Regions from separate parts of the Homo sapiens genome. Here region 2 is linked to region 1. A link is an interaction called in ENCODE POLR2A ChIA-PET data of the cell type or tissue named here. Cell type or tissue: endothelial cell of umbilical vein. All regions are shown on one strand. Links, peaks and the distances in the headings refer to the core of each region. The heading gives the core; the rest is flanking DNA. Region 1 overlaps RARA (retinoic acid receptor alpha). Region 2 holds the start of TOP2A (DNA topoisomerase II alpha).

Region 1 (17,396 bases), core at 3,774-11,773:
GTGGGGGCTCTGCAGACTATGCCTTCCCCTGCACACACAGCCTGCACCCGCTTCTCCCTTGTCTGGCAGGCGCTCTTCTCTAAGGGGAAGGCCATGGGGATCTGTGACCTATTATCCCTATCCACCTGTGGGCTTCCCTGTTCAGCTGGGGATGGTGAGGGGAAGAGATTCCCCCTAGTTCTAGCCCCAACTGAGTAGGCGGGTGTGGAGTAGGAAGTTGCTTGGGGGGGGGTCAATGGGTCGGAGGGGGGGTATGGGGCAGGGCACAGTCTGACTCAGGCCTGGTCTGGGGTCAGAGCCAAAAGGATATCCTGAGGCAGGACTTGGTGGGGGGGTGTATTCCTGGATTCCCTGCAGCGTGGGTCCCCAGGGTGGGATGCTGAGAGGGGGCTGGTACCATCTAGTCCTGCTGGCAGTTTGCCCTGGGACTCAGAATATGGCATACGCAGGGTTGGGCTGAGCTGAGGGGAGGGGTGAGGGCTGCTGCAGCCTATCTCCCCACCCTGGCCCTGCCTGTATCTCTGTAAGCTGTCCCCCCATTGTGAGAGAGCTGTGCTTCCTGCTTGGTAGCATGGAGGGGAGGTAGTGGTGAGGGGGCAGCTGCCAAGGTGTGAGGGTGGGGAAAGCCCCGTGCCAGGCTGGATGTGAGGTCGGTGGTTTCCAAGCTAGGGGGTCCCCTTTTGTCTGTGCCCCTTTGGTCCCTCACCCAACAGAGCTGCCTGCGTATGGTCCACACATTTCTGTGGTCTGGCTGTGGCCTCAGTAGGCTCATCTCTTCCTCTTCCCATTTTTTTTTTCCTTCCCTGTGGGTTGGTCCCTCTTCTTGAGGCCTGAATTACCCCCTGCCCTTTCACCTACTCGTTGCTTGGAGTAGGGAGGCTTCAGTTCTGGTTCTACGTGGACCTCTCAGACACCCTGGGCTTCAGAGGTCCTGACCATGTCCCCCGGGGGATCTGGGGTATGGCCCCTGGGGATGGAGGAGTTGGGAGCACAGCCCTGACCAGCAGAGACCCCCACTTCCTCCTCCTAGAACCTGGACTGCCCCGAGCTTGGATTGTCCAGTCACCCTTTCTGCCTGGTATCCAGTCACTGGTGAGATTATGGCGTGTGGGGGTCCTGCAGCTCTGTGTAGCTGGGGAAAAACCCTGGGCTGAGTGGAGTACAAGCTGTGGAGACATTGGACCTATTCTTTTGGGACAAGGCACTGTGTCTTGAGGCAATGGGCAGTGGTAGCACCCGGAAGTGAGACACTAGGCTTCCTCCTTCCCCTAACTCCCAAGAGGACATGCTTATGGCCTGCACTGACTAGGGCAGATTTTCAAACCAGTCCTAGCTCTAGCAAGGCTGGCCTGGGGTTCTGTGGGGTTGGTGGGGAAGAGGCACCCTCCAGCTATCCCAGCCACCCTCAGGTGATCCTTCTCCAGCCCTCCTAGGGAAGCCTCTTTTAAAATGAGGCTGGGCTGGCCGGGCGTGGTGGCTCACGCCTGTAATCCCAGCACTTTGGGAGGCCGAGGCGGGCAGATCACCGTGTCAGGAGTTTGAGACCAGCCTGGTGAACATGGTGAAACCCCATCTCTACTAAAAATACAAAAATTAGCTGGGCGTGGTGGCAGGTGCCTGTAACCCCAGCTACTAGGGAGGATGAGGCAGGAGAATCGCTTGAACCCGGGAGGCGGAGGTTGCAGTGAGCCGAGATTGCGCCATTGCACTCCAGCATGTGTGACAGGGTGAGACTCCATCTCAAAAATAAATAAATAAATAAATAAATAAATAAATAAATAAATAAATAAAAAGAGGCTGGGCTAACCTGGCTTCCTGCAGCCCAGACCCTGGTGAACAGACAGGAAACAGAGGACCCGAGTGGCCGGATTGTAGGCTTGCCAGGGAGGAGAGGGGTGAGAGCCTTGGCCAGAGGGGACCCTTGAAAAAGCGGGGAGTAGTCATCACTGCTCCCCAACCCCTGTCTGCAGATATGAGGGGCGCTGGGGAGGGGAGAGGTTGTGGCTTTGTATGTATGGGAGTGTGTTTTCCTGGAAAGTTTCTAAATGGTTCTAGTTTTGAATCTACTCTGTTCTGCCCTGCTTGGCCAGCTCCTGGCGGGACAGGGGTCCAAAGGCGGCAGGGCTTTGTTTCTGCCAGGGCTAGAGTCCCTCCTGCCCAAGTTGAGCTTGAGCTCTGGGTGTCATTTGCATATGATTCACTAACTGTCTAGAATGCTTAGGAAACCCCCAGTCTCCCCTTCTTTTAAGCTCCCCAATACTTTTCCCCTTCTCTCAGCCCCTCTGAGACTGCCTGACCTCTATTTCTTGGGAACCGTTGTTTTGGGGGAGACTGGAGAACAGAGAGAATGAATGAGGAAGAGAGGTTGGGGCCAGTCCCGGCTGAGTTTGGGGTCCCCTGCTCTTCTGTCCTGAGTATAAGGGAGGAAATGGTCTATTTCTCTTCCCCTTCTCCCCTCCCTAAATCCAAAGGTTTCCCTTTTTTGGTTTGTGAAATGAAAGAAGGGAATTTGGGAATGGGTTGTGGTCAGGCCTCCACCCACACCCCGAATATCCCTTTCCCCACATCCCTCTCCTCCATCCGAGGGAAGCAGACCCTGGGAAATGGGTAATTCTCCCTCCTGGCCCCGTCAACAGATGTTGCCCTGGGTGGGGTGAGGCAAGGGAAAGCAGGCCGACTGCTGAGGGGCACCAAGGTGGTGGCAAGAGGCATGGGGATGGAGGGCTCCAGTTGCCCGGGCCTCCCCTGTGCCAAGCTCTGGTCTGGGTGCTTTCCAGGACTTCCTGTCTGAAATCGCACAGCTCGTTGTTGAGGTAGGCAGTTCACAGGCGAGTAAACAGATGCTTAGAGAGGTTAAGTGACTTGCGTAAGGTCACCCAGAGTGGCAGAGCTGAGATTTGACCCTTCCGACTTCTGGTTCTTTCTCCCATCTTCGTGGCTCAGAAAGCTCTCACCTTTTTCTCTAGGTGTGTGACTCTGGGGTGTAACGCGTGGGCAGCTAGGGATGCTGATGCTGGAGAAGGGATCCTGGCACCTTCTGAGGGTGAGAGCGGCCCCAGTGGGCAGGAGTGTGGGGCTGGTTGCAGGTGCTCTAGCCCCCTACCCCTTTTTCTGCTGTGCTTAGGCTAGGCTCCATATATTGGAGGTGTGGGCCTGTGGTTTTCTCTCTCTCAGGGGAGGGTGCCCGTGGGCAGTGGAGGTGGCTGGCATAGGGTGGAGGTTGGATGTGGGTAGTTTGTTTTCCCTCTCTTTGGTACTGGTTTCGATTCTCTGCCGAGGCCTTCTCCACCCCTGGGGTGTAGGGGGCTGGGGCCCAGGTGTCTCTCTGAGGGTCATAGCTTCTGATGGACCTTCTGAGGCAGAGTCTGTGCCCTTTTGGGCCCACCCTGGTCATCCCTACCCTTGCCCATCCCTGTTCTCTGGTCTTTCTGGCCCTTGGCCTATTTCTGTGACCTTTAGCCCTCCTGCGGCTCAAGGCCCTCCCCAGGGAGCTGAGTAAATTTGCACTGAAATTTGCAGGCAGAGCTGGGTTAGGCTTTTTGGAGGCTCTGATAGGGGTCTGGGGAGGCCTTCCAGCCTTGCCCTGTAGTGTGTGTGGGTGGTGGGCTGGGGGTGAGGTGGGGGTAGTGGGGATTGAAGTTTGATTCAATTTCAAACTCCACTGGGGCAGAGTTGAGGTGGCTGTGGTTTTCTCTTCTCTGGGAGCAAGGGTGGGTTCCAGAGGGTCCAGGCTGGACTGACTAAACTGGCCTCCCGACCCCCAAAGGCTGGGTCAGGATGCCTGAGATCTGGAGTGATGGCTTTCTGGGCCTCAGCGTGGGTTACAGAGGCCTCACTTTGGGTTAGCTGCCCCTTGGGCCTCACCTTGAGAGAGGCAGGCCTCTGTGGATGTGAATTCACCTGAGTGTTTGTGGACCTGGTGCATGGGCTGGGCCCACAGGGAGGACCTCAGAGCATCTTCTGGCAGAAGCAGCAGGTACAAGGGCCACCCTGGCTGTGTGAGGTTCGGAGAATGTACAGTTTGGGAGACTGTGGGGCTGTGGTTGTGTCTTTGGGGAGCTGTGTACTGGGGCCCATGCATGCAGTTTCTGAGCTGTGTTCATTGTGTGGTGGAGCCCAGGTGTGGAGAGATGGTATCTCCAGGTTCCTTCTCCTCACATGCATGCCTGCACACACACAGGCTGGGGCTGCAGGCGTGCTCTTGCCCACCCAGATGTTTTCTGTAGACCTGCATGCATGAGTTTGTATGTGTATTTGTGTGTGAGGGTCCAACTGTAGGAACTGATGAGGTTCTGCCAGCCTCTTCTTCCCTTGCATGGCTCCCCCAGCTCCAGTTCCCGTTGTGTGGGGCCCCACAGGAGTTGGGAGGGGGCCAGGGCGGCAACTGGTCCAGTGGGTGGGGCCCCTGTTCCTCTGACATCAGCCCTCTCAGCCTAGGAGGGAATTGGCAGGGGCCTGGGGTAGGAAGGGAGCTCTTTATTCAGGAGTGAGGAGAGAGGCCCTATGATTGTCATAATGAGTAACAGTAAAAATCGTGGTTATTAGCAAGGTCCAGATTTTACTCCTGGGGCAGCCTCCCCTCCCTAGCCCAGTACCTGTCCCCTCCCACCCTCTCTCCCTCAGTTCCACACAGGCTGGCTGGCTCAGCTGGGCCAGAATTCCTGGCCTCTTCCACAGTGGCCTTGGCAGGAACTCCCCCTTCCCAGGCCTGGTCTTCAACCAAATGCTGGCCATGTGCTTGTCCCCTGGACTCCAGATTTGAGGCTAGAGTCTGGAGTTCAGAGCTTGGAACCTAGTGTAGCCTGAGCTTGGGGTGGAGTGGCAAGGTATAGGGGGTGTTGGAAATGGACAGTCCTTATTTTGAGTCTCTGTGGCCCTGTTTCTTTTCTTTCTTTCCTCTTCTTTTTAAAACAGCTTTATTGAGATATAATTCACATACCATAAAATTTACCCATTAAAGTGTACAATTCAGTGGTTTTAGTATATTCAGAGTTGTGCAACTACCACCACAATCAATTTTAGAACACTTTCATCACCCCAGAAAGAGCCCCCATACCCAGCAACAGTCACTTCCCATATTCCTCAAATCCACGCCCCAGCTCCTGGTAACCACAAGTCTGCTTTCTGTCTCTATAAATGTGCCTATCCTGGATATTTCATATAAATGGAATCCTACAATACATGGTCTTTGTAACCGGTATAATGTTTTCAAGGAATATCCATATCATAGTATCAGTACTTCATTCTTTTTTTGGCAGAATAATGTTCCATTGTAGGGACATACAACATTTTATTTATTCGTCAGTTGATGGACTTTTGGGTTGATTCCACTTTTTGACTATTAGGAATAACGCTGCTGTGAATGTTCATGTATAAGTCTTTCTGTGGACTTACGTTGTCATATCTCTTGGGTAGATACCTAGGAGTAGAATTGCTGGGTCATATGCCATCGCTGTGTTTAACCTTTTGAGGAACTGCCAAACTGTTTTCCAAAACAGCTATTCTATTTTACATTCCCACCAGCAATATATGAGGATTCCAATTTCTCCACATCCTCGCCAGTACTTGTTATTATCTGTCTTTCTTATTAGAGCTAGCCTAGTGGGTATGAAGTGGTATCTCATTGTGCTTTTTTTTTTTTTGAGATGGAGTCTCACTCTGTTGCCCAGGCTGAAGTGCAGTGACACAATCTCGGCTCACTGCCTCCCAGGTTCAAGCAATTCTCGTGCATCAGCCTCCTGAGTAGCTGGGATTACAGGCATGTGCCACCACGCCTGGATAACTTTTGTATTTGTGTGTGTGTTTTTTTTTTTTTGGAGACGGAGTCTTGCTCTGTTACCCATGCTGGAGTGCAATGGTGTGATCTCAGCTCACTGCAACCTCCACCTCCCTGGTTCAAGCGATTCTCCTGCCTCAGCCTCCCAAGTAGCTGGGATTACAGGCACCTGCCACCATGCGCAGCTAATTTTTTAGTAGATTTTTGTATTTTTTAGTAGAGATGGGGTTTCGGCATGTTGGTCAGGCTGGTCTCAAACTCCTGACCTCAGGTGATCCACCTGCCTCAGCCTCCCAAAGTGCTGGGATTATAGGTGTGAGCCACCGCACCCAACTGACTTTCGTATTTTTAGTAGAGACAGGATTTTGCCATGTTGGCCAGGCTGGTCTTGAACTCCTGACTTAGGTGATCTACCTGCCTTAGCCTCCCAAAGTGGTGGGATTACAGGCGTGAGCCACCGCCCCCAGCCTCATTGTGCTTTTGATTGGCCATGTTTCTTTTTGTCTGTCTCTTTTCTTTTGTCTTTCATATATGTATTTTTCATATATAAATACATGCATATGTATTTATATATAACCTGTACCCAAAATGGATTTGAAACATCCTCTTGTCCTCGTATGGATATGTTCTTCGTGTTCTCTCTCTTTGCTCTTGTTGCTGCCTATCTGTCTCACTGTGTTATGGAATCTCTGGGTTCATCTCTGTCTCTGTCTCTACCCCATGGTATTATCTGTGCATATCCTCTGGTGCCAGCTGTTCAAACAGGGTGTGGATCTGTATTCACACTGGTGAAGGGGGCATCTGGCCTTTCATCTTCTGCCCACCTCCCACCCCAGTTCATGTGTTTTGCTTCTGCAGACAGAAGTATGTGGGTGAACCTTGAGATCAATCTCTCCTTCATTGCCTGGGGGTAGGAGGCTTCCTGGGCGGTCCTTGCCCTCCTACACATCGCCTACCCCTGGACCATCCATGCTGTTAAGCATTGGAGGTGATACCTAGGAGTCCTTGGTTCCCATTTTCCTATTAGTGTGTACGTAAATGGGCCTCCTCCCAGGGCCTGTGGGACAAACCCGTCTGGGGTGCTGGGGCTTGGATCTGGGGGGGAAGTGGTGTAAGAGGGGCCCCCTGGCTTAGGAGTCATTTTTCTGAGAAGTGCCAATGCTTTAGGGAAGCGGCTTTTCCTCCCCCTCCCTCTTCCCCCCCAGCACACGTTCTCTGCATCTTGACCTCAGGTAACCCTCACTGGGGGAAGGAGGGCCAGCTGCCCGTTTCTGCTGCAGTGATCCCTTGAGGTGGCACTGTGGACCCTTTCCCCTCAGGACTGTGGGTGAGAGGCCCTCCAAGGTTCTGGGCTCTGTCCCTGTCTCCCCAGCCTGGCTGTGCTATCTGCCACCCCCAGCAGTGTCTGGGCCCTGCTTCCAGGTCATCTCTGCCAGCCAGGCATGGTGCCAGCTGTCTGCTCAGCTGGGTGCCACGGGAAAATCTCCGGCAGCCCAGGTTGGGGAGCTCCACGGGGAATGCCTGTGTGCCTGTTCTTCAGTGCCCACTCACCTGTCTTTCTTTTTTCTGCAGCATCACAGGACATGGCCCCCTCAGCCACCTAGCTGGGGCCCATCTAGGAGTGGCATCTTTTTTGGTGCCCTGAAGGCCAGCTCTGGACCTTCCCAGGAAAAGTGCCAGCTCACAGAACTGCTTGACCAAAGGACCGGCTCTTGAGACATCCCCCAACCCACCTGGCCCCCAGCTAGGGTGGGGGCTCCAGGAGACTGAGATTAGCCTGCCCTCTTTGGACAGCAGCTCCAGGACAGGGCGGGTGGGCTGACCACCCAAACCCCATCTGGGCCCAGGCCCCATGCCCCGAGGAGGGGTGGTCTGAAGCCCACCAGAGCCCCCTGCCAGACTGTCTGCCTCCCTTCTGACTGTGGCCGCTTGGCATGGCCAGCAACAGCAGCTCCTGCCCGACACCTGGGGGCGGGCACCTCAATGGGTACCCGGTGCCTCCCTACGCCTTCTTCTTCCCCCCTATGCTGGGTGGACTCTCCCCGCCAGGCGCTCTGACCACTCTCCAGCACCAGCTTCCAGTTAGTGGATATAGCACACCATCCCCAGCCAGTAAGTCTGGGTGTGGGGGCTGGGGTGGGAAGGGACTGTGGAGGGTGGCAGGCCTCAGAGCTTGGGCTCTGGGCACGTCTGTTCTGCTGTGAGTGGAAGGCACGGTGAGCGACAAGGTCTTCTCCAGTTGGGGTGACCATCATTTGAGGTCTTAAAAATGAAAGCCCTATGGCCTATAGGCTGATCATGGTGGTTGTGTTTGAAGTTGGGGGTGGCAGAGGGGGAGATGAAACCATGCTGTTCTGGCCTGCAGTGGCCCTCGCACCCCTCTTCTGTGCTCTGCTGTTGGGGCCTTATAAATAGCTCCAAGGACTGGACACACAGGTTGGAGGTGGGTAAACAAACCTCTTGACATTTGATGGAAATGGCAGCTCTACCTAGAGTGAGAGCAGCACACCACCTACGCCCCACCCCCACTCAGTGCCTCTGAGGGAAAGGGCTTGAAGGAGCAGACCGAGGAAGGCTGGCTGGAACCCCACCTCTCCCCCTGCCAGCTCCACCCCCGGCCATGCTAGGATGTGCTTCCCTTTGTGGGGAGGATGAGAGGGAGGGGCCCACGGTCTAGCTGGGTGGATAGGGTGAGTGTCCCAGGAGGGGACACTTGGCCTGGACTCTGGCCTCGGACGCATGCATGGTCTTGGCAGGGCCTGTGTTTTCCTTGCCTCCACCCTCTGCCATGGAGGTCACTTGTTGGCTGGGCAGGGGTCTCAGTACCCTTCGCCGGCTGGCCGAGCCAGGTAGTGGGAGGTGGCGGCAGCTCTGGCCAGCTGGCAGAGTCCAGGGCTGGGGCCTGCCAGGCCGCTTACAGTAACTCTGGCCCCCAGGGCCCAGCTGGGCGCCAGGCCAGGGCTGGGGGGAGGAGGGAGCCGGGGCCTGGCCTGGGACGGGAGAGGGTGGAAGCAGCAGAATGGGCCATGGGCTGCTGGCTGGCCGGCTGGTCAGCTGCTGACCTGGGAAACGTGTCCCCACCTCTCCTGGCCAGCAGGGACTGCACACCTTGCCCTGTGCACCCACCACCCCTCTCACGGCTGCTGGCAAGCTGCCTGGCACCACTGCCCTATGTGCCTGGCTGGGCTGGGTCAGTGCCCCCTTCTCAGTGTGGGGGCAGCGCTCTCTCCCCGGAGCCAGGGAGTCTCTTTGTCCCTGGGGCAGGCCCTGGCTGGGCGCCTCACTGCCCGCACTGGCTGGGTGCCCACCACCACCACTGCTTCCTGGATCGCCTCCTCTGGCTTAGCTGTGGCCCCCTCCCTCCCAGGCTCCACCAGCCACCAGGAGCAGGGACTCTATGTCTGTGTTTCTTTGTGTTCCCCGCCCTTTATGCCCTGGGGCCAGGGGGCAGGCAGGTGCTGCCTCAGTTTCTCCTGCCACCCCTTATCAAACCTTCATCTTCTGTTTCTGCTGTCTCTTCTCTCCACCTCATATAGGAGTATGGGATGGATGGAGTCTGGGGACTCTGATTCTGGTCTGGTCCTATAGTCTGTGTTAGTGATGGGGAGAGGCCAGCCTCTGGGGTTTGGGGCTACTAGGGAATGCATTGGTGTATCTTTGTAGAATATTCACTGCATTTAAAGGGACTGTGATTTACATTCTGGACTTGGATCACTGGAACTAGAAGACTGTCTGCTTCCTGACAGGGTAGGGTTTTATTTTTATTTATTTATTTATTTTTTTGAGACAGAGTCTTGCTCTGTCACCGAGGCTGGAGTGCAGTGGTGCGATCTCGGCTCACTGCAACTTCCGCCTTCCGGAATCAAGCAACTCTTCCGCTTCGGCCTCCCATGTAGCTGGGACTACAGGCGTACGCCACCATGCCCGGCTACTTTTGGTATTTTTAGTAGAGACGGGATTTCTCCATATTGGCCAGGGTGGTCTTGAACTCCTGACCTCATGATCCGCCCGCCTTGGCCTCCCAAAGTGCTAGGATTATAGGCATGAGCCAACGCGCCTGGCCATTTTTATGTTTTAAGACAGGGTCTTCCTCTGTTGCCCAGGCTGGAGTGCAGTGGCACCATCTTGGCTTAATGCAGTCTCGGCCTCCCAGCGATTCTCATGCCTCATCCCGAGTAGCTGTGATTACAGGTGCGTGTCACCACACCTAGCTAATTTTTTTTGTATTTTTAGTAGAGATGGGGTTTTGCCATGTTGGCCAGGCCAGTCTTGGACTCCTGGCCTCAAGTCATCTGCCCGCCTCAGCCTCCCAAAGTGTTGGGATTACAGGCATGAGCCACTGTGCCTGGCTTTCTTTCTTTTTTTTTTTTCTCATAGGGTCTCACTCTGTCTCCCAGGCTGGAGTGCAGTGGCATGATCATAGCTCAGTGCAGGCTTGAACTCTTGGGCTCAAGGCGTTCTACTGCCTCAGCCTCTCGAGTAGCTGGGACTACAGGTGCGTGCCACCACACCAGGCTGATTTTTTGATTTTTCATAGAGACAAGGTCTCACCATGTTGCCCAGGCTGGTCTCAAACTCCTGAGCTCAAGCAGTCCTCCTATCTTGGCCTCCCAAAGTGCTGGAGATATGGGCATGTACCACTGCACCCAGCTCAGGGTAGGATTTTTGACGGGGGAGGAGTTAGGGACCTGCGACCTGGTGCCTGTGGACAACTTGTCCTAACCCAGGTGATGGCAACAGAGTTCCCAGACACTCTGTCCATCTGGAGCCTGGGCTCATTGGAGGGTTGGAGGTGGGGGCTGGGGCCTGGCCCCATCCTTGCCCATCCTGGCCAGAGGGAGCAAATGCTTTGCCTTCCCCTCCCCTCAATGTTGCAAGCTTCTTCCTCTTTCTTAGAGGTGGGTGGGGAAGGCTTCCCATCCTGGTAACCTTCTCCCCAAATGTGGGTGGGGTGCCCACATTTCAGGCAAGTGTAGCCTTCTTCGGCTTTCTCCACCCAGGTTAGGCAATGCCCCCTTCCTGCCCCCTCCCTCTGTGAGCCTTTTGGTTTCCCTGCCCCTCCCCTCTCCCTAGTAAACAACAACAACTTCTCTCCCTGCCCAGACCCTTAGCTTCTGAGCTTCTCACTGACCTTCCTCTTCTCTGGGACAAGGTGTGGCCATGGGTCTGAGGGAGCCTGGCATCTCCCTCCTTCTGCAGAGCCAGGGCTGCCTGGTGGACAGAGCTCCTGAGCTCTGAGTAGGAAAGCATGGCAGATAAAATTATCACATGCCTGGCCTCAGAGATGGAGGCAGTTTAGCCTTCCCTGCTTGCCTGGCCTTAGGGCTGGTGCTGAGGGTGAGGCAGTTCCCAGGAGAGGTGGCAATCCATGGTCCTCCATTCCTGCAGGAGCAGTGGTATGCCCCAGTCTGCCCATACCCTTTTTGTAGGAATTCTTGCTGATGAGGCTTCCTACTCCCATTCCCCATCCAACAAAGGTGTTGGGTCCCTCCTCCCCCTCATCCCTTTCCCCAGGTGGGGAGGAGGCAGCACATTAGGTGGCCTGGGTGCGCCCTTCAGAGACCTAGTAGCCTATGGGACCAACAGAAACCCTCTCCAGGTCACTGTGGGGAGGGCTGTGTATTTGTTCTGCTACAGCCAGGGTGGGAGCCCTAGAGATGGTCCGGCGATTCTCCCCGCCCCCTAAACTGGCCCCTGGGGCTTGGTCTCTGAAGACTGGTGTTTACTGTGGAGGTCTCAGATTCTGTGTGCACTACGGGTCAGGGCTGTGTGTGTTTTGGGGGTGGGGTCACGGTTGGGTGTGTGTTGGGAAGGGGATTAATGACTTGTGTGTATTGGGTGAGAGGGTTAGAGAGCTGAGTGTGTTTTGGGGGAATTAAATCCAGAGCTAAGGAGGGAGAGTCAGCCTGTCTGTGTGTTGGTGTTGGGGCTGGGAGGGGGAGTGACTTAGGGCACAGAGTGTTTAAAGAGGAGTGGTCTTTCGTTTGGGTTCTTAACCTTTCTTGGCTGGAGGGGAGAACTGATCTGCCTTTTTTTGTTCACCCTGGGAATTCCATGGGCAAAGGGGTCTGACTGGGGGCTGTGGAGTAGGCATTTAGTGCTGAGTTTAAAACTTGGACACTGGGCTGGGCGTGGTGACTCATGCCTGTAATCCCAGCACTTTGGCAGGCCAAGGCGGGCGGATGACCTGAGGTCAGGAGTTTGAGACCAGCCTGGCCAACATGGTGAAACCCCATCTCTACTAAAAATACAAAAATTAGGCAGGCGAGGTGGCACGTGTCTGTAATCCCAGCTACTCGGGAGGCTGAGGCTAGAGAATCGCTTGAACCCAGGAGGCAGAGGTTGCAGTAAACCGAGATCATGCCACTGCACTCCAGCCTGGGGGATAGAGCGAGCCTCTGTCTCCGAAAAAAAAAGATAATAAAATAAAACTTAAGACACTGGCTGCGTGCAGTGGCGCCTGCCTGTAATCCCAGCACTTTTGGAGGCTGAGGTAGGGACTTCAGCCCAGGAATTTGAGACAAGCCTGGACAACATAGTGAGACCCTGCCTCTACCAAAGAGAAGAAATTAGCCAGGTGTGGTAGCGTGTGCCTATAGTCTCAGCTACTCGGGAGGCTGAGGTGGGAGGATTGCATGAGCCTGAGAGGTTGAGGCTGCAGTGAGCTATGATCACGCCACTGCACTCCAGCCTGGTGGGTGACAGAGCAAGACCCTGTCTCAAAAACAACAACAACTTGGACATTTATGTCACATACAACTTGCTGATAACCTCTCTGAGCATGTTTCTTTTTTGTTGTTGTTTGTTTTGAGACGGAGTCCTGCTCTGTCGCCCAGGCTGGAGTACAGTGGTGCAATCTCTCAGCTCACTGAAACCCTCTGCCTCCAGGTTCAAGCGATTCTCTTGCCACAGCCTCCTGAGTAGCTGGGATTACAGGCGCCCGCCACTATGCTGGACTAATTTTTTTGTATTTTTAGTAGAGATGGGGTTCCTCCTTATTAGGCTGGTCTTGAACTCCTGACCTCAGGTGATCCGCCCACCTCGGCATCCCAAAGTGCTGGGATTACAGGTGTGAGCCACTGCACCTGGCCAAAGACATTTATTCATTTATTTATTTATTTGTTTTAGACAGAGTCTAGCTCTGTTAGCCAGGCTGGAGTGCAGTGGCACGATCTTGGCTCACCGCAACCTCTGCCTCCCAGGTTCAAGCCATTCTCCTGTAGCCTCCCAAGTAGCTGGGACTACAGATGCATGCCACCATGCCCGGCTAATTTTTTGTATTTTTAGTGGAGATGGAGTTTCACCATGTTAGCCAGGATGGTCTCGATCTCCTGACCTCCCAATCCGCCTGCCTCGGCCTCCCAAAGTGCTGGGATTACAGGCATGAGCCACCGCGCCCGGCTTGTTGTTATTTTTTTGTTTTGTTTTTGAGACGGAGTCTCATTCTGTCACCCGGGCTGGAGTGCAGTGGCTCGATCTCGGTTCACTGCAACCTTTGCCTCCCGGGCTCAAGCGATTCTCCTGCCTCAGCCTCCCAAGTAGCTGGGACTACAGGCGTGTGCCGCTACGCCCAGCTAATTTTTGTATTTTTAGTAGAGGTGGGGTTTCACCATGTTGGTTGGCCAGGATGGTCTCCATCTCTTGACCTTGTGATCCGCCCGCCTCGGCCTCCTAAAGTGCTGGGATTACAGGCATCAGCCACTGTGCCTGGCCGTGACCCAGACCCTTTGTAGGTGGGAGCTGGAGAGAATGGGATGCTAACATCTATAGAGCACCTACTGTGTGTCAGGGGCTTTGTCTGTGTTTTACAAATTTTAATCCCTGCAATCCTGGAAGAGGGACATTATCCCCACTTACACAGAGGACACAGTGCTGGGGGAGGTTAAAGTACTGCAGAATCATGACTGTAGGATTGTAAAGCTGGGCTGTTTTCCACCATCTACATAGGCAGCTTTGAGAGTGGATTGTGGGGCACACTCTTGGGTGTGGGAAGTGTGGGGGGTGGGGCTTAGTGCTGACTGAAACCCCCTTCCCCACTGTAGAGGCCCTTTCTCTGCCTTAGAACCTACCTTTCCCCGGTAGGGGGTGTAGGGAAGGCCCAAGCCATACCCCCTCCTCTCTGTTTTGGATCCTGAAGGCTGGAGAGAAAGAAAGATAAGGGGCCTGGGCCAGATCTCCATCCTGTCCTGGAAGCTGTGGATACAATCTGTTCACACCATCCCCACCCCCAAATCTGCCCGCTGTAGCCCACGGGAGTTTGCAGAACTCAGCGGGCACCCTCCCCCCGATCTCCAGACACTGAAGGAACAGAATGTAAAAGCCACAGTTCTTATTCTTAATTTGTTTCAATTTGTGGATGGAGGCAAAGAAGTTGCAAGCCATCAACAGAGGAGCCGGGGATGGGAGCCCCAAAAGGGTGGCTGCATGTTTGCTTCGTGTGCCTAGAGACTGGGGAATGCCCGAGGGTCTGGGTGAGCCCCAGCAGAAGGCAGAAAGGAGGAGGTTGTGTCCTTCCCTTCTTCCTATCCTCTGCCACTTCCTCGCTGTTGCAGTCTGTGCATACTGCCTCCTTCCCTGCTTCCCACTCTTTCCCTGGACAATAGGAGGGACAGCCCAGGCGGAGGGACAGCCCAGGCAGAGGGACAGCCCAGGTGGAGGGAGTGCTGCCTAGCAATGCCTTTCTTGGAGTCCGAAATGTAGAGTCAGACAAAAGAACATGACATGGAGTTTTTAATGAAAATGGGGTCCCTCACCTTTTATCTCCCAGCAAGGATAATGCACAGGTTCCCTCTGGACAAGATCCCAGCATAGACGCGGGGAGGGAACTCAGGGAAGGAAGCCCGTCTTCCTTTTAGGTGGGTCAGGGCCGAGGTATTGTGTCTACCCCATGCCAAGGGATGTGTTGCTTATGGGGCTGTACCAGTGCAGGCCTGCCTGCCCTTTGAGGGAGTAGTGTCTGTGGGAAGAGGAAGTGGTTTCCATCTCTAAGTCATTTTGGGGCAGTGCCTTCTTCCTCCTCCTCCTCTGTGGAGTTGGGGCACAGCGAGGGATTGGGCCTCCCAGGGTTGACTGGAGGCCACTCAACCTTTGGCTGTCAGAAATAGAGGTGCTCCCCTCCCCATTTTGACTTCTGGGTTGCTGGAAACCTCAACCAGCCCACAGACCAAGGGCCTTCCATGGGCAGGAGTCTTAAAGGACAGTTCTTCCTGTGTGGCCTTGGGCAGGTCACCCAAGCTCTCTCCAAATCTGTTTCCTCCTCCTTAAAGCAAGACTTCTGGCTGGGCACGGTGGCTCACACCTATAATCCCAGCTACTCGGGAGGCTGAGGCAGGAGAATCACTTGAACCCGGAGGTGGAGGTTGTAGTGAGCCGAGATCGCGCCATTGCACTCCAGCCCGGGTAACAGAGCAAGACTTGGACTCAAAAAAAAAAAAAAAAAAAAAGCGTGGGCACGGTGGCTCATGCCTGTAATCCCAGCACTTTGGGAGGCCGAGGTGGGAGGATTGCTTGAGCTCAGGAGTTCAAGACCAGCCTTGGCAAGATAGCGAAATAGCGAAACCCCATCTCTACAGAATATACCAAAATTAGCTGGGCATGCTGGTGCACACCTGTAATCCCAGCTACTTGGGAGGCTGAGGCATGAGAATTGCTTGAATCCGGGAGGTGGAGGCTGCAGTGGGCTGAGATCACACCACTGCACTCTAGCCTGGGTGACAGAACGAGACTCTGTCTCAAATAAATAAATAAAAATAAAAAAATAGAGCAAAACTTCTAATCTCTCCTTGGCTGGGCGAGTTGCCGTTAGGCCACGGTCGCCTGCTTCCTGCTGAGGCCCTTGGTGAGTTTCACGTACCCAGCAAGGCTGTGATAGTGAGGGGCAGGGTAGAGCTGGGTACTGTCTTGGGGGATGGTGCCACTCTATACTGGGAGCCAGTGTCCACCTGGCACTGGGCCTCATGATTTCCTGTTTGTTGTCCCCTCCAGATGGGGTTGGGGACAGGAGGGGGCCCTGCCTGGCACAAGTGGGGGCCAGTTTGGCCTGCACCTGCTGAGGGCTTACTAAACGCAAAGCCCTGAGAAGGAGCTGAGGGAGGGATAAGGCTGAGCAGGATGGGGCCCCAGGCCTGCAGACAGCTGCCGCTGGAGGCCCCCCAGCCCCAGCTGCGGGCCAGAGCCTTCCTTGTTTCCCACTTCTCCCACTGCCCCAGGACACTGTGTTCTGCTCTGACCTGCCCCATGACCTTGCTGTTGCCCAGAACGGGCCTCTTGCCCTAGCTTCTCCTCTCCAGCTCCGGAAATCCTATCTATCCTTCAAGGAACATCTTGAATGCCGCCTCTTCCCAGAAATCTTCACAGATGTTCCCCCTTGCTTGCCACACTCTGCCTCCCTACTTAGAATGCCTGTGGGTCCTTATTTATTTTTTAACAACACTCATCTCGCTACCCAGAAGTTGCTTCTCCCCTGTTCCTGCCATGAGCTGTAACCATTTGGGACATCTTTTCCTGACCACAAGGTCTTTGATGGCAGGGACAGAGTCTCAGGTCCCTTAGCGCCTTGCAGCTGTGAGCGCAGAGCCTTGCTCCATCATTTGAAAGATCCCGAAGGCATGGAAGCACTCTGTCCTCTTCGCCATTAGTCTCATCCACTGTCAAGATTTGCATACCTGCCCCCAGACCCCAGCATTCCATCTGTAGCCCTGACTGCACTTCAGGGCCCCACATCCACCTGTCCAGCAGCCCAGTGGACTTCTCTGCTTTGCAGTCTCAGGAACTTCACTGATGCGTAAGTCACACACAAGTCTCTTTGCTACCTCTTTTCCCATACCCCTTACCCCCACCCCCCCACGTTATTTGTACCTTTAAAATGTTTATTGAATCCACCTTCCTCTGTCCATCAGCACTTCCAGTTTCCTAGGCCAAGCCACCCTTGTCTGATGCCTGGACTGCTGCAGTAGCTTTTACCTGGTCTCTCTTGCCCTCCTATAATCCATTCTTCACACAACTACTGGAAAGATCTTTTTACACTGTAAATCTGATCTTTCCTTTGCTTGGAACCTTTCTATGGCTTTTCCTTGCATTTAGGATAAAATCCAAAAGCCTTACTGAGGCCTATAAGCCCCCCTGGTCTGGCCTGAGCCCACCTCTCTAGCCTGGTCTTGTGTACCTTTTCCTTTTGAATTTTGTGCCCCATGATTCTAGCCTTCTGCCAGTTCCTTCAATGAACTCATCAACTGCTGTAACCCCAGGGCCTTTGCACAGACTCGCCCTTTAACTGGAACTACACTCCTTTCTACTCTTTGCCTGATTAACTTACAAACTTTCTCTTATGGTAGGTCTGTTTTATTTGAGTTCTTCCCTAATTTAGTTAAACCTAAATTAGGTACCTATGTTAATTCTTCAGAGCATAATAGCATTTATCTCAGTTTGCAATTGTGTGTGCATACAGTGATTATTTGCTTAATGGCTGTTGCTCCCTAAGGTCTACAAGGGCAGGTTCCCCAGGGTGTCCACATAGAAGGTGCTCAGAAAAATACCTTGAATTGGCCTAGCTTGGTAAGAACATGGGCTTTGGCAGCAGGAAGTTCAAATACCTGCTCTACTCTTTATTATTAGTAATGTG
Region 2 (13,631 bases), core at 869-8,868, 79 kb after region 1:
TATCCTTCTACAAAGAACGAACAACAGAAAAACAAAAATACTGTTTTCCTTTTTTTTTTTTTTTGAGACGGGAGTTACTGTTCTCTTGCCCAGCCTGGAGTGCAATGGTGTCATCTTGGCTCACTGCAACCTCTGCGTCCTAGGTTCAAGCGATTCTCCTGCCTCAGCCTCCTGAGCCCCTGGGATTAAAGGCGCCCGCCACCACGCCCAGCTAATTTTTGTATTTTTTTTTTTTTGAAATGGAGTTTCACTCTTGTGGAATGTGATGGCACGATTTCGGCTCCCACAACCTCCACTTCCCAAGTTCAAGTGATTCTCCTGCCTCAGCCTCCCGTGTAGCTGGGATTACAGGCACGTGCCACCACACCCAGCTAATATTTTGTATTTTTAGTAGAGATGGGGTTTCACCATGTTGGTCAGGCTGGTCTTGAACTCCCGAGCTCAGGTGATCCACCCGCCTCGGCCTCCCAAAGTGCTATGATTACTGGTGTGAGCCACTGCGCCCGACCTTTTTTGTTTTTTTTTTTTTTTGAGACAGAGTCTCGCTCTGTCGCCCAGGCTGGAGTGCAGTGGCACCATCTCAGCTCACTGCAAGCTCCGCCTCCTGGGTTCACGCCATTCTCCTGCCTCAGCCTCCGGAGTAGCTGGGATTACAGGCGCGTGTCACCAAGCCCGGCTAATTTTTTATTTTTTATTTTTTTTTATTTTTAGTAGAGACGGGGTTTCACCGTGTTAGCCAGGATGGTCTCCATCTCATGACGTTGTGATCTGCCCGACTTAGCCTTCCAAAGTACTGGCATTACAGGCGTGAGCCACCACGCCTGGCCTTTTTCCTTTTTTTTTGAGATGGAGTCTCACTCTGTTGCCCAGGCTGGAGAGCAGTGGCCTGATCTCGGCTCACTGCAACCTCTGCCTCTCGGGTTCAAGCGATTCTCCTGCCTCAGCTTCCCAAGTAGCTGGGACTATAGCTGCGTGCCACCACGGCCGGCTAATTTTTTGTATTTTTAGCAGAGATGGGGTTTCACCTTGTTAGCCAGGATGGTCTTGATCTCCTGACCTTGTGATCTGCTCGCCTCTGCCTCCCAAAGTGCTGGGATTACAGGCGTGAGCCACTACGCTCGGCCAATTTTCGTATTTTTAGTAGAGAGGGGGTTTCACCATGTTGGACAGGTTGGTCTCCAACTCTTGATCTCAGGTGATCCACCTGCCTTGGCCTCCCAAAGTCCTAGAATTATAGGCATGAGCCACCAAGCCCAGCCAAAAATCAAAATTTTCTAAAATATCTGATTCCTTCTCTGGGATATGCTTACTGGAAACATTCTATTCTATAAAACATTCTTTTTTTTTTGATACGGAGTCTTATACAAAAATGTAAATGTTTCAACTGGCTAAAGTAGTGATTTCTAAAATTAGAATGTATATAAAATACAACTCAAACCTACCAGGCTGATAGCAGCATCATCTTCAGGACCAGAATATTTGAACTGGATACGATGTCTTTTCATATCTGCAAAGTATTCTTTAGCTTCCTTTGATGTGCTGGTGCCCAAACCTATAAAACCAAAAATACCAAGTTCCTTCATATAGTCTTGTACAGGGTGTATAATAAAATGAGAAGTTCTATATGGGTTTCATTACAAACCTTTGTAATATTTGACTTTCCATTTTTTATGATTTGGAGTAGAACTCTTCCACTCTTCAAATTCAGGAAGGCTGTAAAATGCCATTTCTTGCTTGTTTTTAGATACCTGTGATAAAAAACAATGACTGTGGCTTTGTACACTGTGGGGTCCCCTGTATACCACTACATGTGACGGGGCTTATATGTATATCCAGGTTTGAGGAGTAGGGTCTTAAAATATCCATGATGGTACTTAGAAATTAGCGTACCTTTACAATGGGAGTGATAAATTCCTCCAGAAAACGATGTCGCAGAAGAGAGGGCCAGTTGTGATGGATAAAATTAATCAGCAAGCCTTTGATGTGGGAACCATCTTGGTCCTAGAAAGATTTGAAAGCCAAAGTTCAAAAGAACTGTTAGGCTGGGCGTGGTAGCTAACATCTGTAATCCCAGAACTTTGGGAGGCCGAGGCAGGCGGATCGCCTGAGGTCAGGCGTTCGAGACCAGCCTGGCCAACATGGTGAAACCCTGTCTCCACTAAAAATACAAAAATTAGTTGGGTGTGGTGGCATCCGCCTGCAATCCCAGCTACTCGGGAGGCTGAGGCAGGAGAATCGCTTGAACCCATGAGGCGGAGGTTGCAGTGAGCCAAGATTGCACCATTGCACTCCAGCCTGGGCGACAAGGGCGAAACTCCATCTCAAACAAACAAAGAATTGTTTAGAAATAAAAAAATATTATGACTGACCTACTGGCAATTTGTCAAATTTTCTATGGGAATCAAAAAAGGTCTGTTCAAATCCAGACTCACTTAACCTGTATTTGCAACATACATATGATATAAGCATATCTGATTAGATGTTGATTAGAGATGATGAATAAAGCTCCTATTTAACTAATTTATTTTCATGGCAAAAAACAATGAAATTAAATTAAGACATGCTTAATTTAGTTGAACAATCTAAAAATTTAATAACAAATCTGACCTGATCTGTCATAATCATTATCTTCCCATAACGAAGCGTCTTCAATGAATCTTCATCTTCATAGTTTTTCTTGTACTGAAGACCCACAATCTTGATGATATTGTTAATCTCAGCATTTTCCATGATCTGAAATGGACATATACCAAAAAAAGCATCGTTTATAAATTTGAAAAGAACAAAGAAATTTAACAGTATATGTTGCTTGGATTTTCTTGAGCTCCAGTATTTTGAGCTATTAGCTTATAATTTACTACATCAGAAAGGTCTGTTAAAATAGGCTACAATGTACCTAATTTCTCAAAATAAGCACAAATTGTCTAAAATATATTTTAAAATGCCTAATGAGGGAATTAAATATAAGCATAAAGTCTTGTATTATAAATTAGATTTAGATTCTGAAGATCGTCTTATATTCTACCTGCTTATGAGAAGCTTCTCGAACATTGAGTATTTTTCCTCTAAGAGGGAAAACCCCATATTTGTCTCTCCCAACCACACCAAGGCCTGAAACAGCCAAAGTTTTGGCTGAATCTCCCTCAGTCAGGATAAGCGTACACTCAGTGGAGTTTCGGCCCCCTAAAATAAAAATATACATATTAATATTAGCACATTTAGTTCAACCTCAAATATACTAACTTGAACATGCTGTTTATAGCCTTGTGATAAAACACAATTTACTATATAATGAGCAAAATTATTTGTTAGGTAATAGATCATAATATAAACATTCTTGTTTTATACTCCAAAATAATCACCTCAATATTATTTATAACATGGAAATGACCTAAATCTTCCATAATAGGAAACGGGCCGATTTTTAACAAGTTATTCTGTTGAATATAGTTATTCTGTCAAGGGAAAAATAAATATCCGTGGTATGCCATTAATGAATAAAATAACAACTATAAGACTTAAAAGTTTGGAAACATTATTAAATATATACCTGCATCATTGGCATCATCGAGTTTGGGAATTCCCTTGATTCTATTATGTTTTACAGCTGAACACTTCTTGTTTAACTGGACTTGGGCCTTAAACTTCACCCAGTTTAGTATGCTTTCTACAATACCACAGCCAATGGCCTGAAAACGAGAAGATTCATATTAGGGATCATATTAGGGAAGAAGGGATCTATCAGAAATCTAGAATACAAATGAGCCTTAATACAAATAAAAATGATTCAAAAATTAAAAAGATGTAGAACAATAATTTCTGGATAGAGGGTGGCACATCTTCCCATGTCAGGTTATCACCACTGAGGGAGCTGCTCCTTTTGGTTCATTCGTTCAATAAATATTTACTATATAATTATATTGTGCTAGCACTGAGCTACTTGTTGGAGATATAGTGGTTAAAACAAATTAGACCAGGCACGGTGGCTCACGCCTATAATCCCAGCACTTTAGGAGGCCAAGGTGGGCAGAACACCTGAGGTCAGGAGTTTGAGACCGGCCTGGCCAACATGGCGAAACCCCGGCTCTACTAAAAATACAAAAATTAGCTGGCGTGGTGGTGGGCACCTGTAATTCCAGCTACTCGGGAGGCTGAGGCAGGAGAATCGCTTGAACCCAGGAGGTAGAGGTTGCAGCGAGCCAAGATCGCACCATTGCACTCCAGCCTGGGTGACAAAAGTGAAACTCCGTCTCAAAAAAAAAAAAAAAAAAAAAAAAAAGGGTAGCCAGGCATGGTGGTGGTGAAATGGCTGTAATCCTAGCTGCTTGGGAGGCTGAGGCAGGAGAATTGCTTTAACCTGGGAGGCGCGGGTTGCAGTGAACTGAGATCAAGCCACGGCACTCCAGCCTGGGAAACAGTGAGAAGCTGTCTCCAAAAAAAAAAATTAAAAATAAATAAATAAAATTAGACACAAATAAAACAAATTGAGACACTTGTCCTCATCAAGTTTAAGACACAACATAGAAGACAGACATAGCTGGGTGCAGTGGCTTACGCCTGTAATCACAGCACTTTAGGAGGCCGAGGATGGTGGATCAAGTGAGGCCAGGAGTTCAAGACCAGCCTGGCCAACATGGTAAAACCCCATCTCTATTAAAAATACAAAAATTAGCTGGATGTGATGGTGCATGTCTGTAATCCCCGCTACTCAGGAGGCTGGAGAATCCCAGCTACTCAGGAGGCAAGGAGAATCGCTTGAACCTGGGAGGCAGAGATTGCAATGAGCCAGGATTACGTCACTGCACTGTAGCCTGGGCAACACAGCAAGACTCTGTCTCAAAAAAAAAAAAAAAAAAGACTGGGCACAGTGGCTCATGGCTGTAATCCCAACACTTTGGAAGGCCGAGATGGGTGGATCATTTGAGGTCAGGAGTTTGAGACCAGCCTGACCAACATGGTGAAACCCTGTCTCTACTGAAAATACAACAACAAAAAAATTAGCCAGGCATGGTGATGCATGCCTGTAATCTCAGCTACTCGGGAGGCTGAGGCAAGAGAATCACTGAAACCTAGGAGGCGGAGGTTGCAGTGAGCCGAGATCGTGCCACTGCATTCCAGCCTGGGCGACAGAGCGAGACTCTGCCTAAAAAAAAAGACAGAAATAAAATAAGTTACAGTGTTATAAGTGTTATGGATAAGCAAAAAGTTTGCTAATAAGGTATGTTCAATATTATATTGGAACCAACTTAGGTGGGGGGAAGGGTAGAAAGTAAAGGCTTTCCTGAGGAAAGGACAAGACCTAAAGTAGCCAGGTGAAAAGGATGTATTTCATGCAGAGGGATTAGCATGTGAATAAACTCTGAGGAGGGGAAGAGCACTGTGCTTTTCAGTAATTTAAAAGCAACAGGACAATATACGAAAAACTGGCACTGAGATGAGTTGGAGAAGTAGGTGTAATTAGATTACAGCAGATCTTTCTTGTTGGCCAAATTATGGAATTTGGACTTTCCCTGAGTGGAAGTCATTGAAAGATTTCAAATGAGAGTGAAGATAAAAATGGGTGTTTTAACACAAAAGTCACTCAAAAGCATTCCAAGGAAAGGACTTAACCAGTATGAAGGTTAAGAACCTATTGTAGTAAACCAAAAAAGAGATAATGGTGAGAAGCTACTGCAGCATCCAAGAGATGATTCTTATTGACCGGATTAGAGAGGAGGGGAAATAAAGGAAGGCTCCCAGCTTTCTTGTTTATACAACCTAGAGGTTGGTTGGGGCTTTTTACTAAGATAGGAAGTTGTTTTTTTGTTGGAGAGTGGGGGGCTGCTTGTATGGGCAAATCAGTGAGTATGGAGGTAACAAATTCAATTTTGGATGTGTTGACTGAAAGCAAGTCTTAGGCATTTAAGTGAGGGTGTTTGTTAAACAGCTAGATTAATTCAAAAGTGATCTAAGCTTAATGGTAAAATGTAATTGGGAAATACTGAAATATAGACGGTCATTAAGTCTTTGGTAAATCAGTTAAAGTAAAGCCCTTTTTTACTTCCTTTTCAGATTGGGAAGACTTGGAGAAGCTCACTATGAGAAGAATCATTGTTTCTGCAGAGCTAAGAAGTGCAATGGAAAATAAAGTCAGGTGTTTCTATTTTTATTTTCCTCTAAGTACTCACAGCTTTGATAAATTTTTCACTCAATTGGCATGTTGATCCAAAGCTCTTGGGTTGTAAAGTCATGTTTTCTTTTGTCTGAGAGTCAAAGGTTGGGTTTTCAATTAAGGCATTTACAAAAATCCACATGTGATTTTTCACCTGCAATAGAAGTTGATATTAAGCCACTAAAAATGTACTCATGCTTTATTTATAGCCTTTCTCTTCTTCCTTGACTTTAGAAAAAGAAAACTGCCAAAAGCACATACCTGATGTGCTTTTACTGCAACACCACCCTTGTTCTTCTTCTTCACAACATCAACAAGTTTAGTCACAATCTGATCAGCTACATAATCAACATGTCTGCCACCCTAATAAGGAAAAATACCAAACTGTAAAACTCAGTATCCTCAAAATTATAATAATCAAACATTAAAAACTAATTTAACCTCCTTTATACTAAGCTAGCCCAATATTCAAGTCCACTTTATATATTAAAAACAATAAGAACACATATATGTAAAGATAAATCATGATTAATAATTTAAGAATAAAATTACCTTGGATGTAGCAATGCTGTTGACAAAGCTAATTTGCTGAAAGCCTTTTTCACTCATAGTTAAACACACTTCCCACCTGTGGTTTACTTGTTCATGTATTACTTTCAAGGAGTTACCAGTTTCATCCAACTTGTCCTTCAAATACATGTCCACATAACTACGAAATCCTTTTACCTGTACAGGAATTAAAGGTAACAGTATTAAGAAAGTTATTAAAAAATAGGTTCAATGATAGACTATGAGGACTTTCCAAAACCAATGCAATGATGTTCACTGATAGGCATAAGGGAATGGTCATTAAAGGACACAGGCCGAGGTGGGTGGATCACTTGAGCCCAGGAGTTCAAGACCACCCTGGGCAACATAGTGAGATCCCCACCTCTATTAAAAAGAAAAAAAAAAATTAGCTGGGCATGGTGGTGCTGCCTGCATTTCCAGCTACTCCAGAAGCTGAGGTGGGATGATCGCTTGAGCCTGGGAGGTCCAGGCTGTAGTGAGCCGTGATTGCATCACTGTACTCCAGCCTGGGTGACACAGCGAGGTTATCAAGAAAAGAAAGAAAAAGGAAAATAAAAAAAGGACATGAAATATTTATTTTAGGTGTTTCTTTGAGAAAGAAATTCCTTCGGTAAGTTTAAAATGAGCTGATTAAAAAATGTGGCATACCATTCTCTTTTCAAGAACATATGTGAGAAGTGGTAAGAAAATACATATGGTTGGGCCAGGTGCAGTGGCTCATGCCTGTAATCCCAGCACTTTGGGAGGCCAAGACGGGTGGATCATGAGGTCTGGTGTTCGAGACCAGCCTGGCCAACATAGTGAAACCTGTCTCTACTAAAAATACAAAAAATTAGCCAGGTGTGGTGGCAGGCACCTGTAATCCCAGCTACTTGGGAGGCTGAGGCAGGAGAATTGCGTGAACCTGGGAGGTGGAGGTTGCGGTGAGCCGAGATCGTGCCACTGCACTCCAGCCCGGGCAACAGTGTGAGACTCTGTCTCAAACAAACAAACAAACAAACAAACAAAAACATATGGGAGGGGAAAAAATTCAATTTTGCACTTGACAATGATTACAAAATCCCTTATTATCCTTAACATCCAGGAAAATACTCACTGGCAGTTTATTTCCATTAAGAAAGACTTTGACATCTTTGGTGGATCCAGCAATATCATATGCTCTTCTGACCATTAGTGCAACAATATCTTTGTCCAGGCTTTGCATTTTAAACTTAGACAAATCAGGCTGAAAGGTGATACATGTATAATCTTCTCCATTGAAGGGCTTGAGTTCCATCTCACCAGCTCTTCCCATATTATCCATCCATGTCTATGGAAGTAAAGAATAGGAAACATGAAAAATTCAAGTCATCTCACAAACTGGAAGTAAATAACATAAATTTATGAGTCCTAATAACCTAATATATATGCTTATAATTTTCCATACTTCAATAGCTTATAAATTATGTTAAATTAAACCAATCATTAATGCCATTATAAATGGCTATACTACTACCATTTATCATTAAGGTACAAGACACTTATTTACTTGCCTGTTTGAACATTTTCTTGTATTCTCTACTGGCTGTTTCCACAGTAAATTTGGTACTGAATATGTTACACAATTTGGCTCCATAGCCATTTCGACCACCTGGGCAAATAAATATGAAACACTATTTTATTGTTACTATCTCATTGACAGCTTTATTTCTTAATCACTGGCAGAGCTATTCAATTATAGAGATTTATTTCCATATCTTTAACCCTCATGCCACAGACAGTCATTTAAATATATATATTTTTAGCAACAAATATGTTATTTCCCCTCAATACTCTACCTGTCACTTTCTTTTCATCATCATCATAGTTACTAGAAGTTAGGAGCTGTCCAAATATGAGAGCTGGGACATACATCTTTTCAACTTTGTGTTCAACAACAGGAATACCTTTTCCATTATTCCATATACTAATTAAATTGTTTTCCCTAAGAAAAAAAGATTGAAAATTGTATTTTACAACACATTAAACGAATGCTTAACATTTAAAAATATTTAAATACTATTATTTCTAAAATATGTATATTCAGGCTGGGCGCGGTGGCCTGTGCCTGTAATCCCAGCACTTTGGGAGGCTGAGGAGGGCAGATCACTTGAGGCCAGGAGTTCTGGCCAACATGTTGAAACCGTCTCTACTAAAAATAAAAAAAATTAGCCAGGCATGGTAGCGCATGCCTGTGATTCCAGCTACTTGGGAGGCTGAAGCAGGAGAACTGCTCAAAGTGTTGGGGTTATAGATGTGAGCCACCATACCCAGCCCTCAATTTTTTTGGCACTTTTCATATATACCTTCTGAAATTCAGCAGGAACATTTCCCACCATGCTTAGTTCCTGACATTCCTGAAATAGGAGTCAAGAGGAAAAAAAAACCTTTTCCAACACCTGAATAGACACTGATAATGTTGAAAAAATACAAAATTTTAAAATGTTAGGATAAACAGAGGGAAATGATTTATGCCCAATGGAAAGAAAAGGACAATCTGGAAACATTATTATACACCACTCCCACTCCTTTTTTGAGACAGCATCTCGCTCTGTCACCCAGGCTGCAGTGTAATGGCAGGATCACAGCTTACTGCAGTCTTGACCTCCTGGGCTCAAGCAATCCTCCCACTTCAGCCTCCTGAATAGCTGGGACTACAGGTGTCCATCACCACACCTGGCTAATTTTTAAATTTTTTGTAGAGATGAGGGTCTCACTATATGGCCCAGGCTGGTCTCAAACTACTCCTGGGCTCAACTGATCCTCCCACCTTGGCCTCCCAAAGTGCTGGGATTACAGGAGTGAGTCATCATGCCTATTATACCCCTTTCAAGAGGATCATCTATACATCTCGTTCCCACTCAACAAAGTACATAAAAACAGGCTGGGCGCAGTGGCTCACGCCTGTAATCCCAGCAATCCCAGCACTTTGGGAGGCTAAGGCAGGCAGATCACTTGAGGTCAGGAGTTCGAGACCAGCCTGACCAACATGCAGAAACCCCATCTCTACTAAAAAAAATACAAAATTAGCCAGGTGTGGTGGTGTGCGCCTGTAATCCCAGCTACTCTGGAGGCTGAGGCAGGAGAATTGCTTGAACCCAGGAGGTGGATGTTGCGGTGAGCCGAGATCATGCCACTGCACTCCAGACTGGGCAATAAGAGCAAAACTCCATCAAAAAAAAAAAAAAAAAAAAGGAAAACCAATATCAATCATAAACTGCCTTGCTCTCAAATAAAATGCTGAAAACTTATTTCAGTTATTTTAAGTTAATTCTTGGATGGTACTATATTTTAGTTAATAACTCGATATACATTATGGTTCTTGTTCTACATAGTACTTATTATCTATAAAAAAAACTAATTAAAATTAGCTCAACTTTTTTTTTTTTTTTGAGACAGAGTCTTGCTGTGTCACCCAGGCTGGAGTGCAGTGGTGCAATCTCGGCTCACTGCAAGCTCCACCTCCCGGGTTCATGCCATTCTCCTGCCTCAGCCTCTCGAGTAGCTGGGACTACAGGCGCCCACCACTACACCCGGCTAATTTTTTGTATTTTTAGTGGAGACAGGGTTTCACCGTGTTAGCCAGGATGGTCTTGATCTCCTGACCTTGTGATCCGCCCGCATCGGCCTCCCAAAGTGCTGGGATCACAGGCATGAGCCACCGTGCCTGGCCCTAGCTCAACATTTTTTAAAGACTATGATATTGAGTCCTTAGGAAAATCCAGGTATACTTTGTCATAATCAATCAGACTAACAAAAAAGTGAAATAAGCACCCTGATCACCCACTAAGGGACACCCCGCATTTATAAGCAGAAATGTCAGATCAAATTATTCTCTACCACCACCTACTGGTTTACTGTTTGAATAGCATCATGAGAAAAAGTTAAAACTCCAGATGCCAGAATACTTAAAGCAATTACTGAAGGTGCTTGCTCAAATATTTAGGGATTAGGTGTCATAAGTCCTGTAATTTATTTTGAAATGATCCAGAGCAAATAGGCCGCGTGCCATGGCACACACCCATAATGCCAACACTGGAGGATTGCTTCAGGCCAGGAGTTCTAAGACCAGCCCAGGCAAAATAGCAAGACCCCTTCCTCTAAAAAAATTAACTAATTAAAAAAAAGATGGAGAAAATATGGAAAAACGTTGGCAACTGTTGGATCTAGGTGGTGGGTATCCATAGGTTTTTCATTTTAGCATTCTGCTTTTGTGTACTTTTCTCAACTTCTGTTTAGGAAAAGCCAACTTCACCAGTAATCAAAATACATGCAGCTAACAATAGCAACGAGCTACATAACAAAAACTAAGCAAAAGACGTACGGATCAATTGTGACTCTAATACAAGACATTTTTGGGTCCCTTTGTTTGTTGTCCGCAGCATTAACTGAAAGAAAATAAAATATACATTTGTAAGAAATTAGTGTTTTAAGAAACATTCTGTAACTCTAAGTAAGATATAGAAAAAAAAGTTCCCAAACAGCACAGGAGTGGCATTAACAAGGTGTTAATTTAGCAATTTTTGTCCATAGTACTGTTTCTACGAGAAGCTCAACCTCCTGGGCTCCAGGAAACCAGCTCACCTTTATCAACTGATTGAAATGACAGGAGCCCTGGCTACAGCAGGTTTGGTAGAAATGATACTTTTTGTTTTTACTTTTATCTTTTTTAAATTTTTATTTGGAATGATACTTCTTATGAAAGATTTGACCAGATCTTTATATTAAAGGATTTACTCACCTAGAATCTCATCAAAGATTTTGTACAAACCAGGAACAAAAGTGACTTCCCTATAGTTAATGCCAACATCTTCATCGTAAACCCACATTTGCTAGAAATAAGGCAAAGAAATACTGTTATTTTTATTCTATATTCATTGTTCTGTTATCATGATTACCATAAAGTGTTCATATTAAGTATTACCATATTTAGGCCAGTTCCAGTGACACTCAGTACATGAGAGATACAGAAAGGTCACACTCAGTACATGAAAGGTACAGAAAGAAGAGTATCCATTTCAACTACTAGGTTAACTGCCTTTGATGAGCTTGATTTTACCTGGGTCACTAATTCCACAGAACCAATGTAGGTGTCTGGGCGGAGCAAAATATGTTCCAATTGTGTTTTCTTTTGATAGATTCTTTCAACAGACAGTCTTTTCTTAGCATCTTCATTTTTCTTTATTTTGTTGACTTGCATATTTTCATTTACAGGCTAGCAATTAAAAAAAAAGAGAGAAAGAAGGGAATTTTTAATCATAAGTTTACCCTAAACTAGGAACAAAATGCCTACCATAGTGAGATGTCAACATGCATTGCAATCTGTTAGTAGGCAGTGGTGGAGTTGCCAGTTTTGTACAAATAGGACAATTTAAATTCGCTGCGGCCAGGTCCCCAGGTGTCAGGTTAAACAGACACATATTATCTCACCAAGTGGGTCTGTCTGGAAACCTCTTTTCTTGAGCAACATGGTAGATGTCATCAATAAAATACACCCACTTCTTTCAGTTCCTGCATACATTATTTACCGAGTGCCTATTATTATAAATTATTTACGGTGTCCCGAGCACACGACACCGTAAATAATTCTAGTTCGGCAGCAGCAGTTTGGGCGGCTATCCGTTCAATCCCTTGGCCACCTGAGCGTTGTGAACTCAGGAAGGGGGCGCTTTTGTAAGCTGGCCAGCTGCTCCAGAGAAACACTGTGCTAGGCTCTGCCCTTTCCAAGATCGGGGACATTCAAGACCGTTTTCAAGCAGCGGGCAGGAGGGGAAAGCATCTGTACGCGCGACTCAATAACGTCGCACCCGGGCCGCTGTAACATGGATCCACTACGGGACCAACGGACTCCTGCCCCTAGAAACAGGGCAACAACGCACGACACCCTGGAAGCCGGGTCATACTTCACTACTAGCACCAGAAGGGGCTTCCGCCTCTCCACGATCACCCCGGAACCGGGAATGGAGAATATGGGCTCCCAAGCCGGTCGCCGGCCTGACCGCAGCCCCAGAGCTTCACCCGTCACGGGCGGCCAGAGAGATGCCCGGGCCGCGCGGAGGCTCCACCGCCAGTCCCCCCCGCGAGCCGTACCTGCAATGGTGACACTTCCATGGTGACGGTCGTGAAGGGGCTCAAGAACCCTGAAAGCGACTAAACAGGCAGGACCCCACGAGACCACCCCCGACCAAGCCGCTTCTCCACAGACGCGCGTCGGTTAGGAGAGCTCCACTTGAACCTTCCTTTAGCCCGCCCGAAGCAGACCAGCCAATCCCTGACTCGCTCTCACCGTCTCCGTCCAGAAGAACCAATCGTAGCTTGCCTTTTATATCCACCTATGAACGGCTGAGTTGGCCGGGGTTTGTTTGAATAAACCAATCAGGTTAGGGAGGCGGGACTAGAGAGGCTTCAAAAGGCACCACTCGGCGTCATAGCGGAGAGATTGACAGGGAATCTGGCCAATGAGAAGGGCTCACTTGTTTTCTCGTGCGGAAAGCTTGGAAGAGATGGGCTTTGGAAGCGGGAAGGGGTGGCCTGAGGCAAAAGTGTGCAGGAGAAAAGCAAAGGATGTTTATTCTCCAGGAACTGCCAATCTATTTAAGATCCCTGAAATCTAAAAACTGTCCTCTGTTCTGACGTTGTTAGCGAGGGGAATGGGAGCCTTAGCTTCGTTTTCCTGAGGAAACTGAGTGCCGGCTTTCTGGACAGGCAGCCTGGCTGCTTGGTTGAAGCGAACAGATTCTGGCATCTGCCTCAACCCCGCCCCCTTTACCCTCGAATTCATTTTTCAAAGAAATAAAAGTAGGCTGTGTGCGGTGGCTGGAGTCTGTATTCGCAGCACATTGGGAGGCCGAGGCGGGAGGATCGCTGGAGCCTAGGAGTTGGAGACCAGCCT

Evidence for each region. Peaks named below come from ENCODE experiments on the same cell type or tissue, not always from the same donor. Only the 100,000 strongest peaks of a DNase experiment are listed, where the experiment ranks them.
Region 2: POLR2A ChIA-PET joins it to region 1 with 13 read pairs; 9 of 35 experiments call an interaction of 5 or more read pairs at or near these places.

Annotation. Positions count from the first base shown.
Region 1 is chr17:40,323,509-40,340,904 of GRCh38, forward strand. It overlaps RARA (retinoic acid receptor alpha), which reads left to right. Exons shown (of 9, transcript NM_000964.4): 2 at 7,349-7,888. The coding sequence starts at 7,711. It overlaps RARA-AS1 (RARA antisense RNA 1), which reads right to left. Exons shown (of 3, transcript NR_110861.1): 3 at 17,359-17,396. Among named protein-coding and RNA genes, the nearest start is that of RARA-AS1, 11 kb to the right of the region's middle. RefSeq lists enhancers at 1,624-1,693, 2,730-2,789. In endothelial cell of umbilical vein, for the core only: no CTCF peak of the experiment used is centred there; a DNase peak (open chromatin) is centred at 8,733; H3K27ac peaks cover 1,528 bases.
Region 2 is chr17:40,404,942-40,418,572 of GRCh38, forward strand. It overlaps TOP2A (DNA topoisomerase II alpha), which reads right to left and starts at 12,955. Exons shown (of 35, transcript NM_001067.4): 1 at 12,830-12,955; 2 at 11,799-11,954; 3 at 11,481-11,571; 4 at 11,064-11,127; 5 at 8,539-8,684; 6 at 8,254-8,351; 7 at 7,818-8,030; 8 at 6,704-6,877; 9 at 6,413-6,514; 10 at 6,168-6,305; 11 at 3,551-3,689; 12 at 3,026-3,183; 13 at 2,608-2,733; 14 at 1,891-2,001; 2 more. The coding sequence starts at 12,850. RefSeq lists enhancers at 12,614-13,139, 12,861-12,950. In endothelial cell of umbilical vein, for the core only: no CTCF peak of the experiment used is centred there; no DNase peak of the experiment used is centred there.